Linked DNA regions of Mus musculus: region 2 is linked to region 1. The links are chromatin contacts, found by Hi-C in ENCODE. All regions are on one chromosome and are shown on one strand. The core of a region is the stretch at or near the end of the contact, and the rest is flanking DNA. Distances in the headings are between cores, read along the strand shown.

Evidence for each region. Hi-C counts contacts between places; a loop is a spot of excess contacts on that map.
Region 2: a loop to region 1 is called in a map of regulatory T cell, with 2.4 times the contacts of the local background. The contact joins the promoter of Trim12a here to the promoter of Trim34a in region 1. A Hi-C loop is called at or near these places in 5 of 37 maps with a recorded cell type or tissue (T-helper 17 cell, T-helper 2 cell, regulatory T cell and 1 more).

The regions. Positions count from the first base shown.
Region 1 is chr7:104,242,917-104,246,092 of GRCm38, reverse strand. Trim34a (tripartite motif-containing 34A) reads right to left here and starts at 1,636. Exons shown (of 8, transcript NM_030684.3): 1 at 1,501-1,636.
Region 2 is chr7:104,313,630-104,316,971 of GRCm38, reverse strand. Trim12a (tripartite motif-containing 12A) reads left to right here and starts at 1,477. Exons shown (of 8, transcript NM_023835.2): 1 at 1,477-1,561. Gm15133 (predicted gene 15133) reads right to left here and starts at 1,941. Exons shown (of 7, transcript NR_040749.1): 1 at 1,864-1,941.

The DNA.
Region 1 (3,176 bases), core at 387-2,886:
AGCTTCAACTTCCTTATGATCCTACTGAAAAGCCAGGAGGTGGTGCCATATACCTTTATCCCCAGCAGTTGGGAGGCAGAAGCAGGCAAATCTCTAAGTTCAAGGCCAGTTGTGTCTACAAAGCTAGTTTCAGGACATCGAGGGCTACACAGAGAAACCCTGTTTCCAAAAACCAAAACCCAAAACAAAATAAGGTAAAAGAGATTATATTGAACTGTTTGCTTAGTCTGAAAACAAAAGCTGCATAGTTTATAAGCTACTTAGTTCTTCTTATTGTCATTCCTAGCTGGAGTATAAGCATGTCGATTTATTTCATATTAGATAAATATTGAATGGGTGCTTAGTATGCTTTTTTATGCCAAAACACGCTTTTTCCCATTGACATTTTTAATTAAAAGAGAGAGAGAGAGACACCTTAATTATCTTCTGTGTTTGGCCATGACTAAACTCTCTAGCATTGCAGTGCAGATTCAGAAAAAGGAGATGTGGTGAATTCTGAAAAGTGAAAGTACTGGACAATGGCGGGCAGGTGTTTAAACCATCTATGAAGATGCAAAATGCCCATATATTAGCCTAACATGGAAAATATTCAGGATCAATATCTTACCAAGAACACCTAGGCTCTGTCCAGAGCAATACCTAACTCTTGTTTACTATCTAAGCAAAAAAAAAAAAAAAAAGAACTGATATAACTTTTAGTGCAAAGATGCAAGCAAGAATGATCAATAAGGCCTAAGCCAGGTGAGGACACCAGGATCTCTTATGGCTACTGAGACAGAAACAAGCAGGTGGAGGGGTGAGGGGGTTGGGAAGGCACAAGCTTGCAGTCCCAGCTACTTTAAGAGGCTGAGGTAGGGTGATATTTGACCCCAGAACTCCAGGACCAACCTCAGTAAGGCGGTGAAACGGGCCTCAAAAATAAATAATAAATACGTATTTAAAAAAAAAATCTCTGTTTAAGTAAACATGGAATCCTAAGAGTGGCTCTTCAGAGGTACATATAGTTAGAAAGTGACACGGGGGCGGGTTTTCAAGTAAATCAAGGGCTCAGGATGTTAAGGTCACTGATAGCCCCTTTGGCTGCAAGGAGGGGAATAGAGGCTCCTCTTAGACTGAACCCCTGAAACTCTACAGTATCTTAGTAGGCAGAGGGGAGAGGAAACAAGGAGAAGGGAGAGAAGAGGAGGGGACGCGGGGGGTGGGGAGGGCTCCTGAGATTCCAGACCTGTTTACAAGGTGTATCACAGCAGCAGAGCAGAAGGAAACAGGAAGTGCTTGCCCCAGCAAAAGAAGGGGCTTCTCCAGAAAAAAAAAAAAAAAAAGACCTTCCTGCTCAATTTCAATTCGATTCCTCACGAACTCTTTTTCTCAACTTCAGATCACTGCGGTTTGTGATCTGTGAGCAAATAAGCCTCTCCTAAGCGTCACTGAAGTCTCTCCTTTTAGGGTCTCCCTCCCTCCACCCTGGACAAACTTTCGCACACACCTTTGGACCCTCACCTCCGACCTGGAAGGGGAGATCTTTCCTCCAGACAGAAGCGGTGAGGAAAAGCCAGGGACTGGTTTCAGCCAGCCAAACCAACCAGCAGCCCCTCCCTTTTTGACTGCAGAGAAAAGAAACTGAAACTCCAAACCAGCGGATACAGGAAAGAGGAGGAAACTTTTGAGTCCTAAGTATTGGCAAAACTCTAGGCCACCAATAGATGGCAATGCAGGGACTCTGGTGATCCAAGGCTAGAGGAGAAGTTTTCAGCAGCCAGGAAGAGCTTTTTGGTGGCCATAGCTAAGGGCTGTCACTTACATCAGGTGGTTAAAGACCATGTTAAGGGAAGATTTCACTCAGCAAGAAGGCAGCCACGAACTCAAAAGAAACACGAGAAACTTTTATTAACGTGTGAGCCGAAAATAAAACAAATGGCCCAGCAAGCTATACAGTTTCTTACAATCTTTTTCAGGCCAGACAGCAGCGGTATTTTTATCTAGTCACCATCTGAGGGTGGTCTCTGAGTTCCTTAATGTTTAAAGGTGTTCAGTTAGGGGAACAACAACCCAGGAATACATGGGAACACATTAAAAAAAAAAAAAAAAGCACGGTCTTTTGCTTAATTTGTGAATAACAATAACCCTTTGGTTATGAAAATAGAATCTGCAGCTTTGCACTGACCTTTGTCCACTTTGACCTTCTCAAGTGTCTCCATCCCCAATCCCTTCCAGGTTAGCACATTTACATTCCTTTTAGGCTCCACTCAACAGTTACCTAGCAACAGTCAGGTAGGTCTGGCTTGCTATAAAAGGGACTGTTTGGCCCCTCCTTGTTCTCTCTGAGCCCTTTCTCCTTCCCCCTGTCCCCTCTCCACATGTTCCCTGCTGGTAGTGCTCCTCTCTCTCTCTCTCTGTCTCTCTGTCTCTGTCTCTCTCTATCTCTGTCTCTCTCTCTGTCTCTCTCTCTCTCTGTCTCTCTCTGTCTCTCTCTCTCTGTCTCTCTGTCTCTCTCTCTTTCTCTCTTCTTACCCACCCCCCTCAAGAATTATCAAGTCTACCCAATAAACAAGAAAGGGAAACCATGCCTGCAGCAGGGAATGGTGCCAGTGAAGTTGTAAGGGTCCATAATTCAAAGAAGAATGACACCCAACTCAACTGGTATGCAAATGTAAAGATAGATTTCTGCAGAAGTCCAGCAAGCTGGGGTCTCCCATTACCAAGATAGAGACACCCAAGAGAGCTTGCTGGTCTGATTTAAGGCTCATTAGGGAATTCTGAGGTAGGGACCTCTATGTTAATCTATTGGGTCCATCTCTATGGACATTCTATTACCTGGGTGTGAGGGCAGGAAACTTGCTGGGGAGGTCTGGGAACTGTTACCAAGGTAGTAACTGAGGAAGTCTGGAAACTGCTGCCTACCCATTGGCCTTGCTTCAGGCCAGGTGGTTGGGACATTCCATTAACTGGGCTTGAAGGCTGGAGCCTAGGATTTTTTCTATTGGTAATTGACTTGCCTGGACTGGCTCAGTTCTTAGGCCTAGTCTCCTTAACTACCAATTTTAAGTCTGTCATGAAATCAGCCTAGCTTTCTCTCTCAAAGTCATAAATCTTAAAGGAAAACCTACAACCACGACTTTACTAAAACCAGCTCAATTCCTGAAACAATCCAAACTTTGTTTTTATATCCACAGATA
Region 2 (3,342 bases), core at 228-2,727, 71 kb before region 1:
AACATCAAAGCATTATTTGTAAGCAATTGTGTCCACAGCAAGAACAACAGTGAGACTTATGACCTCATCAAGATATGAAATTTAGGTAAGTGTATAGCTATGGATAGAGCACTAGCCCAGCATCCACAAGGACCGTGGTTCAATCACTGAAGTCAAAAGCAAAACTGAACAACAACAGCAAAAGTTCATGATCCCAGCACCGGGGAGGCTAAGGGAGCTAGAGCTCATTTAGGGTCAGGCTATCAGAAAGGAAGAAGAGTATAAGACAGTTGTAAGTATGTGAAATAAATTCAAACTACAGAGTTATGTCTGCTGTCACTCATCATTCCATATTTCAGAAGACAGAGACTGTAGGGAAATAATTAGAGAGGCAAACAGGAAAGGGGATGAGACAGGTGATGGTGGCTTCTCCAACATTCACTCACACAACTGACTTTCTTTAATTAATTTGTGATTTATTTATTTATTCTTCTCTTTCTTTCTCCCTTCCTTTTCTCTTTGGAAAGCTTCAGGTGTTTCCCATGCCATGCTGATGTCAGTCACCATGGCTGAGGATGGCTTTGACCTCCTGATCCTCATGCAGCCAGCTGCAAGGCAGTGGCATCCTGTGCCGGTTTGAATAACAATGGCCCCAAAGCCTAAGATCTTTTGAATACTTGGTTCTCAGCTATCAGGACACTGTTCAGGAAAGATTAGGAGTGTGGCATTCTTGAAGAAGGTATGGCATGGGTGTAAGCTTTCAAGATTCAATAGATTCTGACCACCAACACCATTCTCTCTCTGCCTCAGGTTTCTGTCAAGATTGTGTCTCCAGTTGTGACTTCTCACTTTCTGCTCCAGCACCATGTCTCCCTGCCTGTTATCAGGCTCTCCACTGTGGTGGTCATGAACTCTAACCCATAGGAACTGTGAGTGCCAAATTAAACACTCTACTTGTAACTTGTCCTAGTCATGGTATTTATCAGAGCAGTAGAAGAGTAAAGAAGATAGACCACAGGGGCCACCACAGCTGGTTTTGTACACTTCTGAGGACCATCCCAGTGCTTCATGCTTGATAGGCAAGCACTATGTCAACAGAACCTCATTCCCAGCTCTACAGATTTCCCCCTTCTAATCCGTTAGTGCTGAGTCACTATATAGGTGTTCAATACACCTCTAAGCCAAATAGGAACCTCCAAGACATTCTGGTGAGGGACTCCTAAAAGGGAGGAAATGAATGGGTGGATCATATCAGCACTGGAAAAGGACTAAGTCTGTTCGTTCAGCCACATAATACATAATCTGGAGGAGACCATGGGGCAGCTGGTGAGCCCTCTACAGCTCATTACTCTCTGCTGTGAGGGTGGTGAGGTGTTTCTGCCTGGCTCTGCACATAACTCCTCCCCAGTTTCCAGAGCCAGCCAATGCTGATATGAGGGTAACTTCCTCAGTCAGTGGGGTTCTGCAGGCTTATGCAAAGGCATCTCATTGGTCTGTAGAGTTGTGGTTTCTGTTTCATTTCCAGAGCTCAAACTTTCCTTTCTCTAGATTTTAGCCGGAAATACCTTGAAGTTCTGGATTGGTGAGTTAATTCTCCCTGGTTTACAACTTTCTGGCGTCTGATAAAGGGCTGAGCAATTTTAGGGGGCAGATTTTTGAAGACTTTGAAAGGAGAACATTGCTTTTGTTTGGGTGAGTTTATCCTGTAAAAGCGGGGGAGGGAAAGGGGGACGGGCTGCCGGCCTCTGGCTGAAAATGCAAATGGGGGAGCTTGAGGGAGGTGCCTCCTCAACAACAACAACAACAAAAAACTACTTTAAAGATGCCTGTTGTCCAGATTTAGTCTCCCCCTTCCGATTCACAATCTGTAATTTTGAATCGTACCTTGTCGACGAGATCCAGAACTTTGTTGTCTATGACAGTCATTCTTTTTCCAGGCAGCAAAGCTGGATCAGAGCCTCTGCTTTTTACTGCGTTTTTGTGTGATAAAGTGGTACTTCCGCATACTCTAGGGCTGTGGTTCTTTACCGGATCAGACCCGTTTGAATGACCTTTTCACGGGAGTTTCACTTTAGATATCTCGCATGTCATACATTCATATTATGATTCAAAACTGTAGAAAAATATAGTTAAGAGGAAGCAAAGACCACAGTTTTATGGTTGCGGTCAATACAACACGAGAAAGTTTTCTAAAGAGTTGCAGCATTAGGAAAGTTGCAAAATACTCCTCTAAGAGAACCAGAGTTTCTCTCAGTTTAGTAACAAAGACTGAGAGCCTGTTATTTAGTCATCGACCCTGTTTGACAGTCCCAAGCCCGGGAATAACTTCAGCTATTTCCTTCTCCTTCAGATATTTTCTCCATACCAATATAAACTTCAGCCCAGCTTGAGATTCCAGATACACAGGAGCAGAAGGATTATAAATTGATGGCCATCATCAGCAACTCAATAAGACTCATTCATAGAATATTTTTTTAAAAGACATCTGTGACTTAGTTCAGTGATAGGGTACTTTTCAATCTTTGGGTTCAGTTCCCACGCAGAGGGGAAGGGGTGTTTGAAGATGGGAAAACTACTATGAGCATGCTCCAGTGACACATCTGAAGATTTCCCCCAAAGTGCCAACTTTTGTAAGGTTTCTTGGAGAGAGGATATGTTTTATGTTGCCCAGACTGGTCTTCAGCTCTTCCGACAGCCCCACTTCCAAGTCTCTGTAGTGTCAGGAGCACATGACTGCAACAGCCTCTTTCTACCTTTAAAGAATGAAAATTAAATTTTTGTTTGATGTTTAAAATGTCAAATTAAAAAAAAAAAGTTTGAGAGAGAGATGTGTGATTAGGGATATCATGGCTTTGCTCAAGCTGATCTAGGTGCCCAGAAGACATCCTGTCAAGGTTGATTTTGTGGGTTTTGCTTTCTCAACAATTGGTTCTTGTCCCTGTTCATAAGCCAGTGCTTTCATTCTTGAATTTGCTTGAGTTATCCTCCCCTCCAGAGACAGAGACAAAGAACAACAGCTCTGATTGTTCATTACATTTTACTTGGGTCTTTCTCATCAGCTTTCTCTTCCCTTCTGATAACTTTTGGTTTAGTTATTTTTTGTCTACTTGCCTGAGGCCAAGTATTAAGTTATTTACTTGAGATAATGTTTCTTTGTGTAATGTAGTCCTGGCAGGCTTCCCTCTTAGACTATCTAGACTGCTGAATTTGCTGAGACGTGTGCTCCCCTCTTAGACTGTCTGGAGCATAGAGTGGAATGCTGAGGTGTGTCCATCCATTATCATTTCATTTTTCAAAAACCTCCCTTTGATTTCTTCTTTGCTCATTGGTTTAGAGAATGGTGTATAATTTCCATATTTGTGA